Regions from separate parts of the Homo sapiens genome. Here all the other regions are linked to region 4. Evidence: chromatin contacts called from ENCODE Hi-C or POLR2A ChIA-PET data. All regions are on one chromosome and are shown on one strand. Each heading gives the region's core, a stretch centred on a gene start or an enhancer-like site at or near the end of the contact. The rest is flanking DNA. Distances are from core to core; before and after follow the strand shown.

Region 1 (2,894 bases), core at 192-2,691, 290 kb after region 4:
CGGCCCTCTGATTCTTTTTGTCTATCACTCTGTGCACTCATTCATTCAAGACATTTATGTAGGTGCCCCGCGTTCCTCTGCAGTTCTCCACTACTCTGGCTTTTCTCTAATACAATTTATTTTGTGTTATTATTTCTTTAAGACAGAGTCTCACTCTGTCGCCCAGGCTGGAGTGCAGTGGTGCGATCTCGGCTCACTGCAACCTCTGCCTCCCAGGTTCAAGAGATTCTCCTGCCTCAGCCTCCCGAGTAGCCAGGACTACAGGCGTGCGCCACCACACCTGGCTAATGTTTTTGTATTTTTTGATAGAGACGGGGTTTCACCATGTTGCTCAGGCTGGTTGCGAACTCCTGACCTCGAATGATCCCCCACCTTGGCCTCCCAAAGTGCTGGGATTACAGGCATGAGCCGCCACGCCCGGCTAATTTTTGGTATTTGTAGTAGAAACGGGGTTTCACCATGTTAGCCAGGCTGGGTGCGAACTCCTGACCTCAGGTAGTCCACCCGCCTTGGCCTCCCAAAGTGCTGGGATTACAGGCGTGAGCCACCGCAGTCCGGCCCTAATATAGTTTTTAAATTCATTCATTCCAAGGCTTTTGGGAGGCGCTCAGTGGCGTGCAGTTTCCTCTCGAATTTCTTTCTTCCCGCAGTCTTTCTGGGCGGGCGTCTCCCGTCTGTTTCTTCCCATCTTCCCCCTTATCATCCTGGGACTGGATAATTCTTGAATAGTCTGGGAGGTAGCAGGGAACCCGAGTTCGGAGCCTCGACCAGAACCTCCAGACGGGAAATTGGAGCAGGTGGTGTCGTTCCAGGACGCTGAGGACCACCTCCTCCCCTAACGCACAGCCCAACGATCCTAAAAGTAAAAACCCTGAGTTTCTGAGTCAAGACTGAGCTGGTGGGGTGGGGACCGAGTAGGCGTGGATGGGGAGCCCAGCGGGTCCCCAGCGGAGAAAATGGGTGAGACGCCTGGGGCCGCGGTCTCCAGAATTCGCCTGGGAGGGAGAGTGGCGCTACGGCGCCGCCTTCCTGGGGAGCCGCTTCGGGCTCCGGATGTCCGCTGGGGCCCGACGCTTGGGTCCCGACGCGCGGTTCGCACTTTCCAGGTTTCTTCCCCAGGGAACAGAGCTTGAGCGGGGGGCCACCCCCCCGTCCTACCGGAGTTCTGAGGTGCGGTCAGGCGCGGAGAGCGGACGCCCAGCGCCAGATTCTGTGGGCTCCGGAGTTCAGGCCCACTGAGCCGCAGCTGAGCACAGGCGGGGCAGGAAAAAGGATGAGGTGAGGGAAGGCGCTGGGTTCCTGGAACCCCAAGGGAGCACTGAGCTGAGTACGTATCGCTTGGGATCCAGGTGTCCTTGTTTTAGGATGTCTGACAGGTGTCCCCAGGGTATGAGAAGTGGGACTGGGCACCCCCTATTTGCTTTTTTTTTTTTTTTTTTGAGACAGACCACATGTTTCCTATCTTGGAAAATGGTACCACTTCCTTGTGCAAGCCTACCCCTGTTCCCTCACCCCTCGTTCAGTCCAACAGCAAATCTGTCCAGTCTTCTAACTGTATCTCAGGTTCATTAGCCCCGCTTCCTCGTCCCTGCTCGTCTTCTGCCGGACCAGTCCGCCATCTTGTGACCGGACTCGGGAATAGCGTCCTACTTCCCGGCGGCCTCCACTCTTGACCCAAATGCAATGTGCAGCCATGGCAATCTTTTATAAACAGAAATCCGATCAAGTTACTCCTCTGCCGAAATCCCTCTGGTCAGTGGTTTAACTGTCGAGGTGCTCCTGGCAGCACTCTGCCCTCCCCACATCATTGCTGGTGGACTTGTCTCCCCTACTAGACTGTGCCCTGTGAGGGTGGAGACTTTGTGCAGGGTTGTATCCCCAGCATCTGATGCAGTGATTCAATAAACATCTGTCCAATTAATAGGAAAGACAGTTCCTTTTCTCATTCCCCTATTGCTGGTCCCCTGCCCTCAAGCAGGATGTTATGCCCCAGAGTGGCTGTGGGTGCGAACATTCTGCCCCTCTGGCTGGTCTGGCACTGATTTCCACCCTGAGCTGGTGTTGCCTCTCTCCTTCCTCTTGGCCAACCTCTCTTCCACCAATATAAGCCCAAACTGGAGGCCAGCAGGCAGTCATGCGTTTTATGGCAGGCCCTGCAGGGAGCCAGAGTCTGGGTCCCCTGTGCTTCCACAGCAGCCCCCAAGCCCTCTACACGGTCCTCTTAATAGTGCTGGTCATGATGAGCTTGGTGTTTGGTAAGTGGCTCCAAGGGTTCAGAAGGGTCTCCTGGCCTGGATGGAGAAACCCACAGACACCAAGTGTCTGGGTACACCTGTCCAGGATGCTCAGGTAAACCCATGCAGGAGGAGAGATGGGACAGATGGGTTTGGTAGGGAATGCCTGCTCATGGACTGATGTGCAATCTGAAGATTTTTAAAAATTTATTATTATTATTATTTTTGAGATGGAGTCTCGCTCTGTATCCCAGGCCGGAGTGCAGTGGCGAGATCTCGGCTCACTGCAACCTCCACCTCCCGGGTTCAAGCGATTCTCATGCCTCAGCCTCCCGAATAACTGGGATTACAGGCATAAGCCACCAAGCCCAGCTAATTTTTGTATATTTAGTAGAGACGGGGTTTCACCATGTTGGCCAGGCTGGTCTCGAACTCCTGACCTCAGGTACCTGCCCGCCTTGGCCTCCCAAAGTGCTGGGATTACAGGCGTGAGCCACCGCACCCAGCCTCTGAAGGAGATTTCTAGTGACCACCCCAGGGCTGTCTCACTTCACAGCAGTGACCTGAATAGAGATACTGAAGGAATCCTCTCTGGATCTGAGGGCAACATAGAATAGGGAGGGTTAGGGAGTGTGCTGGATGAGAAAACCAGAATCCACA
Region 2 (2,746 bases), core at 60-2,559, 420 kb after region 4:
GTGAGGATTAAATGTGTTACTTTATAAGAAATGTCTGGCACATAGCAAAGGTTGTTATTATTTTAATTTTTACACATGGGCAAACTAAGCCTCAAGTAACCTGTCCAAGAATACGTAGCTATGAAGTGTGGAGCTGGGATTTGGAGCTGGGGTTTGAATCCAGGCAATCTAACTCCAGAGCCTACCTTCTATGCTACTTTTTGGCTACGAGCAAACAATCTGTCAAGAAACAAAGTAGCTACTAATCTAAACAGATGTGAAATTTGAAGACCAGTTGATCTTTGGGGAATGTTGGGTTCTTCAGACAATGGTAGCTCAGTAATGTAAAGGGACAAATGACAGCCACATGCCAACTTGGTTAACTCCTTCCCTAGGTCCTGATGACCAAATAACCAGCTTATTTCTCAACTATTGGTTGGCTTTCATTTCAGGTCTGGTCAGCTGCTTATGACCTTGTTCCCCACTGAGCAGACTCACCATCTGGGCCCTGGCGGGCAGCAGCATGCAGTGCCGTGTCCCCATGGCGGTCCTGGTGGGCAGGGTCAGCCCCGAGCCGAAGCAGCAGGCACAGGGCAGGGGCATCGTGGCGGGCACAGGCCCGGTGCAGTGGTGGGGGCTGCCCAGCATCTACATCGAGGCCTGGGTGTCGCTGGAGGAGGGCCTGGGCCCGGACCAGCCGTCCTGCAGACAAGTAACGACGAAAGCGACGTTCTCGGCGTTGGCGGCGGGAAGTGGAGGCCATGGAACTCTTGGGCTGGGGAAGGAAAAAAGGCAGCAGTCAGGACTTCAGCCTTGGCTGGTCCTTCTCCCTCCATCTCTGACATCCCCTGTTGTTTCTCCCTTTGGTTCCGTCTTTTTTTAATATCTTCAGCAAGAGATGAGGCCTAACCTAACCCTGATCCTTTATCAGATGATAGATTTGAAAAAAAATTTTTTTTGAGGGGGGTGATAGGATCAGAGGTTTAATTTTTTTAATGTAAAATTCGAGAAAAGGGTAAATAATTGGTTTAAGGCTCAGGAGCCCAGGTAAATTTTTAATTTTTAACAAAGAACTTTAAAAAAACCCAACAGGGCCGGATGGGGAAAATTTTTATCAGCAGAAATCTGAGTTTTAAAAAGTCACAGATAATCTCCAATAATGATCTAGAAATTGAATATCATGTACCCGGCAGACAGATGTGGAGGCTTCTTCCTCTGGAACCTGGGGGGAGGGGTTACTCATCAGACCTGCCCCCGCCCCCCCAAGTACCCCCAGAGCCGTAGGCCCAAGGCCTGTGTTTAAGAAGCTCGGAGACGGGAGGCGGGAAGGGCGGAGACACTCCAGGCTGGAGGAAATGGCGCAAGCAGAGACGCAGGTGGAGGACGGAAGTGAACTGTGAGGGGCGTTACCGGATGTCGTTCCGCCCCGACCGGGTAGTTCTTGGCCAGATCTCCCAGGGGAAACTAGGGAACTTAAATTAAAGGGGCCGTCTGAAACCAGAAGACTGGACTGGAGGCGAGGAAAAGGAGGCGAGGGGAGGGGAGGGAGAAAAGAGAGTTATTTGGAGGTTTTTTCCCGCCTCCTCTAACTTGGCAGAGAGAGGAGATGGTTCAGTGATGGACGAAAAGATGAGAAGACAGAGAAAATAGAGGAGATAAAGACAGGATAAAAATCACATTAAACATGGAAAACAAAAACAAAAACCACAGTGGGACAACAACAGGGACAGATCAAAAAAAAAGAAAAAATACAGACAAAAGACGGAAGAAGACTATCGTAGGATGGGGCAAGTGAGATGCAAAAATTTGGACTTGAGAAATATGTAGAAAAAGATGGAGATGTTAACAACGGGAGGCAGGGGAGGGGGCGGGATGGTGGAGAGAGAGAGAAAGGTAGAGAGTTAGTTTAGAATTAAGCCCAGAATGCTCTTTTCCCAACACAGGTTGCATGATGACATCCTTACCTTTTCACCGCATTCACAACCCTTTATGCTTCCTCTGTTACCACCAATCAAGTTCTCCTTCTCTCACCTCAGTACTCCCCCGTCTCCGCCCCTGCCTCATCCCTAGACCTTTCCGACTGGGATGGCTAACCTGTTGTAAGCCCGCAGCTTTGGGCCTGGTCTCTGCTGCTCCCAGGCGGCCCCTTTGGGTACTGCCTGAGCAAGAAGTGCTGGAGAGGAGGACCAGTCATCAATAGGAGGATGAGATTGGGAGAGACACTCGGTGCAGGAGGCTGAGTGAGCAGGGGAGCACTAAGACCCAGGGGTAGTGGAGGACTGCAGCAACGAGCTGGAGGAGGAGAAGTAAGCGGTGGGGGGTGGGAGCCATCTGGTACTTTGACAGCATTCAAAACAGCATCGGCCATAACAACAGAAATGGCCAGTCAGTCCCAAGGTATCCAGCAGCTTCTGCAAGCTGAGAAGCGGGCAGCTGAGAAGGTGGCAGATGCCAGAAAGAGTGAGTCTCCTCTTTCCTCCCTTAGGAGTTTGGAAAGAAAATTGGGGGTGGGGGACAGCAAACATTTTGGGAAAACCCAAGGCTGGCGGGAAGACAGACAGCTAGGGTCTGGAGGCTGGTTAGGAGGGAAGAAATGGATGGATATTAGAATCTGGCACCTGGTTGGCTGAGAGAAGGCTGTATAACTTTCTGGAAGGGACTGACTCCTGCTATTACATTGTGTGTGTGTGGGTCCATCCCCACTCACTGTCCTTTCTTCTGCCTCCAGGGAAGGCCCGGCGACTGAAGCAGGCAAAGGAGGAGGCAC
Region 3 (2,922 bases), core at 213-2,712, 270 kb after region 4:
CTGTGCTCCAGCCTGGGTGAAAGAGCTAGACCCTGTCTCAAAAAAAAAAAAAAAAAAAAACAGAAAAAAAGAATATTCCGTTTCAGTCAGAGATCCTCTATGCTGTGTAACCACAATTCTGAATTTTCTCTTTCTTCTCCACTTGCTTTATCATTAAATTTTATGTGTTTTTGAATCTAATATACTAGTATCACGTATACATTCTTCTGTGGCTTTCTATTTTCACTCAGCATCATGGTTTTAAGATCCAGTTCATGCATAACAGTAATGATTCATTTATTTTCTTTTTACAAATATTCCGCATATCTTACTGTGCTGAATTTTCGTATCCAGGACCATGGTGTAGCTTTCCATTTATTGAAAAGCTTTTCGTTTACCTCTTTCTTTTTTTATTTTTTCAATTATTATTGTTATTATTTTGAGGCAGGGTCTGGCTCTGTCACCCAGGCTGGAGTGCATGGAGCGATCTCAAACTCCCGGGCTCAAGCGACCCTCCCACCTTGGCCTCCCAAGTAGCTGGGACTACAGGTGGGCACCACCACACCCTGCTAGGTCTTTTTTTTTTCCCCCTTGGTATTTTGTGTAGAGATGGGGTCTCACTATGTTGCCTGGGCTGGCTTGGAACTCCAGGGCGCAAGCAATCCTCTCTCAGCCACCCCAAGTGTTGGAATTACAGGCATGAGCCATGGCCTGGAACTCCTGGACGCAAGCAATCATCCCTCGGCCACCCAAAGTGTTGGAATTACAGGCGTGAGCCACCGCGCTGGGCCAGTTTACCTTTATTTATTTATTTAGAGACAGAGTCTTGCTCTGTCACCAAGGCTGAAGTGCAGTGGGAAGATCTCGGCTCACTGCAACCTCTGCCTCCCGCGTTCAAGCGATTCTCGCGTCTCGGCCTCCCGAGTAGCTGGGATTACAGGCGCGCACCACCCATGCCAGGCTAATTTTTGTATTTTTAGTAGAGATGGGGTTTCACCATGTTGGCCAGGCTGGTCTCGAACTCCTGGCCTCAAGTGATCCCCCCGCCTCGGCCTCCCAAAGTGCTAGGACTACAGGCGTGAGCCACTGCGCCGGGCCGGGCCAGTTTGCCTTTTCAATAACTTTTTATAGTTTTCTTCATAAAACCTTGCATTTCTTGTACTAGATACATTCCTAGACACCTTATGTTTTCGGTTACTCTTATCAAGTACTCCTAATCTCACCCCTCGTTTCCGCTGTCGCTCTAGAGTCTGCCAATAATGAGACAGAAAAAAATTATTGAACCATGCCCGGTAATTTTCTGATTCTCCGCGTTCTAGTGGTCTTCCACTAGTTTCGGACCACTGCTGTACCCGTAGCTCCAACTGCGCGAAACTCTTCTCAGGAAGCACTGAAAATGTCGCAACTCGCCCGGAGGCGGAGCCGGTACGGGCTGACGTCAAGGGCACACAACACCTCAGAGGCAGGGAGGGCGGGGCCGGCAGGGGGACCTGCTGCTGGAAGAGCAGCGGCCCGAGCCGGGGCCATGGCGAAGCTGCTGAGCTGCGTCCTAGGCCCCCGGCTCTACAAAATCTACCGGGAGAGGGACTCTGAAAGGGCCCCGGCCAGCGTCCCTGAGACGCCAACGGCAGTCACTGCCCCCCATTCCAGCTCCTGGGTGAGTCGAGTTCCTCCCCACCGAAGAACGTGGTACAGTCCAAACCCTTTACGGCCTTTTGCTCCCCAGAAGTGCCCATAATGGGAAATAAGGGGAGCCTGCTTGTCAAGCCAGTTATCCGCAAAATCTGCGCTCTGTGTGCTTCCTGAGTTAAAGTCACGCCTACGGACTGGCCGCCTCCTTTCTTTTTCGCTCTTTACCGCTTTCTCATTCCGACTGCCACTCTTTGTTCTTTCCTCTCCGCGTCCCCCCGACCCTGTGTGTCGTGGTTCGTGCCGGTCCCAGTTGAGTCTTGAGTCCCGGGAAGAGACCCTGCGCGGACTGGGGAGCCGTTGAATTTTGCTGTCAGACTCCCAGTTTCCTCTTCTTCAGTGCCTCTTCATGCCTCCCCCGGCTCTGTTTTTATCTTCCCTTTACCCTCGCCTTGAATTTCAGAATGACTTTTACAGATCCTGTATCCGTCGGTCCTCCCCTCAACCCCCGCCCAACCTAGCCTGGAGACCCGAGTCATTGTATTCTGGAGAGCTGGCGGGTGGTGGTAGGCTGTTCTAAATATTCTCTTCCTTTTTATCAGTTGTCTCATTGTGTTACTGTCTCCTACAAACTGCCCGCTCCTACCCACATTCTCTTCTTAGTCAACTACTCTTATTTCTGATGCTTTTCTTTCCTTCTTAGATTGTCTAGGTGTCTTTTCTTTCTTCTCAAACTAACCCTTCTCCCCACATGCACGCGCCTGCAATCCATTTGAAACTAGGCTGTGGAAAAGGAGCAAAAATCGTCCAATGCTGCTTTCACTTTTGCTTCCAAATCCAGCTCCCTGTGTTTGTTCCCATGGTCAGGGGTGGGAAATTAGGTTCAGAGTGAGGGTGAGGAAGAGGAGTTTCTGTGGGGGCCAGGGATGTTTCAAGAGAGATAGTCAACGAGACTAGAACCAGAGGACACACAGCAGGGCTTCTGAAAGGGAAGGGAAAGGACCTGCCAGTGGGCAGGGTCCTTAAGGAGGCCATCTGTTTTGGCAGGATACGTACTATCAGCCCCGTGCCCTGGAGAAACATGCTGACAGCATCCTGGCACTGGTATGTCTACCCTGGCATCTGGGACTCTGCATCTTTCAGACCCACCTGTCCTCTTGAACTTAGCCCTCCCTAACTTGGGAGCAACAGTGCCCTGGGGTTGGGGGATGCCCTGGGCTCTGCAGCAGACCTCTCCAACACAGACACACAGGCACACTCTAAATGTGCATACTTGGCACTCCCCTTTGGTATGTAGCACTGCTTTCTCTGGGG
Region 4 (2,736 bases), core at 233-2,732:
AGAGCGTAATTCATTAACCTTGGATGAGTCCCAGGAACCTGTATTTTTTTTAACAAGCAGCCCACGTAATTTTGACACAGGCATAATAACTCAGCTCATATATTCAGTAACACTGCCTTAAATGATGGTGTTTCCCAGCATTGTGGATTTGACCCTATTAACTTCCACTCTAAACCTGGAGTCCTTAACCACGGACCTCGCAGGATTAGTAAAATATTTCCCCCCTAACTATACATACACCCTATGTATATGTGGCAAACGTGCATTTTTCTGGAGAGAGATAGCCATAGCTTTTATCACCTTCTAAAGATTACAAAAAGGTTAGAAATCACTCCTCTACCCACTCTTCCTACTGGATCTCACCACATCACAGAATTAACCACTTGCTATTCACACCTCCATGACTTGTAATTCTATTATCACTGGCCCAGAATTCTCTCCAACTCTCATATCCAACTGTCTAATACCTTTGTCTTTGGATGCTCCACATGCACCATCAACTCAACTTGTATAAAATTAAACACATTATCTGTAGTCCAACAACTAAATGTGCTCCTAATACCACCAGCCACGCAGTCATCTGGAAAGTCTGAGTTGTCCTGGACTCCTCCCTCTTCCTCACTCTCCTCTCCCTCCCTACTGCACTGACCTAATTTAGGCCTTCACCACTTCTCAGATGCAGTATCTTCTTAGCTGACCTCCCTGCCTCATCCACTATCTCCAATACACCATTCCCTCTCTCTATGATATTCTCTACCAGCCCATCGCCTCAGTGTAAGATGGAAACAACACTGATGTACAAGGCCTGTCATGATCTGACGTCTGACTGCACTCCCAGCGCTGTATGTTCGAACCATGCCCCATGACTCGGTTTCCCCAAAAGCCTCGTTCTTCTACCTCCATGATTTGAAATGCCCTGTACTACCTGCGGGACTTTTAACAGGGTCTCTGTGGCACCCCAGTGCCTGGCACAGTGCCCTCGCCTGAAAGGCCTAATGCTTGCTGAACGGCTGGCGGAGTGACTGAGTGACAGGGAATTCCAGGAGTTAGGAAAGGGGCTTCCGGCGGTCGCACCGACGCCCCTCACCAGCTGCCGGTCGGCCACGGTCCTGTCAGGCACAAGGCTGTACACCTGGCTCCTCAGCACGATGGGCGGCAGCGCGTCCTCAAACAGGCCTCGCGGGAACAGCTGCATGAGTTCTGAGACAGCCGCGCGCGCCGACCCTGGGCAGATAAATCGGCTCACGGACAGGGAACTGGGGCGGGGACGCGGTTCTAACAAAACTCTCGGCTACCGGAAGCGAGGCCCCACCCCCGGGGTTGCCATGGTTACCTGGCTCACCCCGAAGAGGATCCGACTCCACAGGCCCTCGCTTCCGCCGCCTCTTAACTCCAAAGGTCTCCGGGATCAGGTGATGCCTCTTCCAGCTCATATCCCGGGATTTTATGGTACCGGGGAAGGGGTAGGAATGGAGGGAAGAGAACCTGAAAATAGGGTCTTCCGGCGCAGAGCAGTGACGTACGGTCTCCCCGGGCGTCCCTCCTAGACCAGGTGATGACGAAAGGAGCGTCAACTTGTCGTCCCTCAGGCCCGTCAGTGCTGGGAGGGGCGGTGGCGACGCACATACCAGCATCACCTCCGCCAGGCCGGGCCCCACGCCGGCCGCGGATTGGCTCCCTCCAAGGGCACGCACGCCCGGGGACTCGTTGGCGGCGTGGAGGGGCGCCGGTGGCCACGTTGGTGTCAACCTCCTTCGTGAAGCTCACACCTCCCCCGCCCCGGGAGGGGTTTGCCCGCCACTGTCGCTGAATGATTGCATCATCGAAAGCAGAAAACCACTTTTGCATCCTTCGGCCTCTGGCGTGCCTGCCATGACGTCATAGCTCTGCGGAGGTGGAAGTTGGGGAGCTTTGAGGTAACTGGATTCTTGATCTGAGCGCAGACGTCCTTCCTAACCTCACTGCATTTGGAGGACCTGGAGGGAGGGTGGGTGAAGGGCAAGGAAAGAGGCAGGATGAGAGCTTGGCCGCGGTGGCGTCTGAGGGGCCTGAATGTTTCAAGGCCAGAGCCTGGCGATCAGGTGGCTCGCTTAGTCCTAAACCAGTCATCCTTCTCCAGGCCTCCTCTGTAGAATGGAAACTCTGTACCCCTGCTTGTCTTAGGACCTCATGGATCCCAGGGGGACCAAGAGAGGAGCTGAGAAGACAGAGGTAGCTGAGCCTCGGAACAAACTACCTCGTCCAGCACCTTCTCTGCCCACAGACCCTGCCCTCTACTCTGGGCCCTTTCCTTTCTACCGGCGCCCTTCGGAACTGGGCTGCTTCTCCCTGGATGCTCAACGCCAGTACCATGGAGATGCCCGAGCCCTGCGCTACTATAGCCCACCCCCCACTAACGGTCCAGGCCCCAACTTTGACCTCAGAGACGGATACCCGGATCGATACCAGCCCCGGGACGAGGAGGTCCAGGAAAGGCTGGACCACCTGCTGTGCTGGCTCCTGGAACACCGAGGCCGGTTGGAGGGGTGAGCAAAGCGTGGTAGGCAGTATATCTGGAGACCCGTACCTACCCTCTAAAATTAGGAGAGCCAAAGCCGGGGTGAGAATCAGTCCTTAGAAGAAACAAGACTATTCTTCGAGGGGAGCATCTCACTAATGCTTGTGTCAGACCTTCAGCCTGTAACTCCTGCCTCTCAGGGGTCCAGGCTGGCTGGCAGAGGCCATAGTGACGTGGCG

The links. Hi-C counts contacts between places; a loop is a spot of excess contacts on that map. ChIA-PET counts read pairs that join two places held with the same protein, here RNA polymerase II (POLR2A). Pooled maps may share reads with other maps.
Region 1: a map of ovary shows a loop between it and region 4 (2.6-fold over the local background). The contact joins the promoter of LY6G5C here to the promoter of WHR1 in region 4. A Hi-C loop is called at or near these places in 2 of 168 maps with a recorded cell type or tissue (ovary and thyroid gland) and 8 of 50 pooled maps. POLR2A ChIA-PET finds 5 or more read pairs at or near these places in 3 of 52 experiments (AG04449, RWPE1 and endothelial cell of umbilical vein).
Region 2: a loop to region 4 is called in a map of psoas muscle, with 2.5 times the contacts of the local background. The contact joins the promoter of NFKBIL1 here to the promoter of WHR1 in region 4. A Hi-C loop is called at or near these places in 3 of 168 maps with a recorded cell type or tissue (HL-60/S4, dorsolateral prefrontal cortex and psoas muscle) and 14 of 50 pooled maps. POLR2A ChIA-PET finds 5 or more read pairs at or near these places in 5 of 52 experiments (CD4-positive, alpha-beta T cell, MCF 10A, WTC11 and 2 more).
Region 3: a loop to region 4 is called in a pooled map, with 12 times the contacts of the local background. The contact joins the promoter of ABHD16A here to the promoter of WHR1 in region 4. A Hi-C loop is called at or near these places in 9 of 50 pooled maps. POLR2A ChIA-PET finds 5 or more read pairs at or near these places in 5 of 52 experiments (CD4-positive, alpha-beta T cell, CD8-positive, alpha-beta memory T cell, MCF 10A and 2 more).

Annotation. Positions count from the first base shown.
Region 1 is chr6:31,679,614-31,682,507 of GRCh38, reverse strand. LY6G5C (lymphocyte antigen 6 family member G5C) reads left to right here and starts at 1,441. Exons shown (of 3, transcript NM_025262.4): 1 at 1,441-2,255. The coding sequence starts at 2,135. RefSeq lists a silencer at 2,188-2,395.
Region 2 is chr6:31,546,171-31,548,916 of GRCh38, reverse strand. It overlaps NFKBIL1 (NFKB inhibitor like 1), which reads right to left and starts at 1,309. Exons shown (of 4, transcript NM_005007.4): 1 at 1,166-1,309; 2 at 478-754. The coding sequence starts at 1,222. It overlaps ATP6V1G2 (ATPase H+ transporting V1 subunit G2), which reads left to right and starts at 2,309. Exons shown (of 3, transcript NM_130463.4): 1 at 2,309-2,439; 2 at 2,708-2,746. The coding sequence starts at 2,358. It overlaps ATP6V1G2-DDX39B (ATP6V1G2-DDX39B readthrough (NMD candidate)), which reads left to right and starts at 2,069. Exons shown (of 13, transcript NR_037853.1): 1 at 2,069-2,439; 2 at 2,708-2,746. RefSeq lists an enhancer at 2,276-2,746.
Region 3 is chr6:31,701,864-31,704,785 of GRCh38, reverse strand. It overlaps ABHD16A (abhydrolase domain containing 16A, phospholipase), which reads left to right and starts at 1,462. Exons shown (of 20, transcript NM_021160.3): 1 at 1,462-1,636; 2 at 2,656-2,712. The coding sequence starts at 1,505.
Region 4 is chr6:31,971,109-31,973,844 of GRCh38, reverse strand. It overlaps WHR1 (winged helix repair factor 1), which reads right to left and starts at 1,482. Exons shown (of 7, transcript NM_004197.2): 1 at 1,334-1,482; 2 at 1,088-1,224. The coding sequence starts at 1,433. It overlaps DXO (decapping exoribonuclease), which reads left to right and starts at 1,707. Exons shown (of 7, transcript NM_005510.4): 1 at 1,707-1,916; 2 at 2,164-2,525; 3 at 2,698-2,736. The coding sequence starts at 2,170. RefSeq lists an enhancer at 1,210-1,920.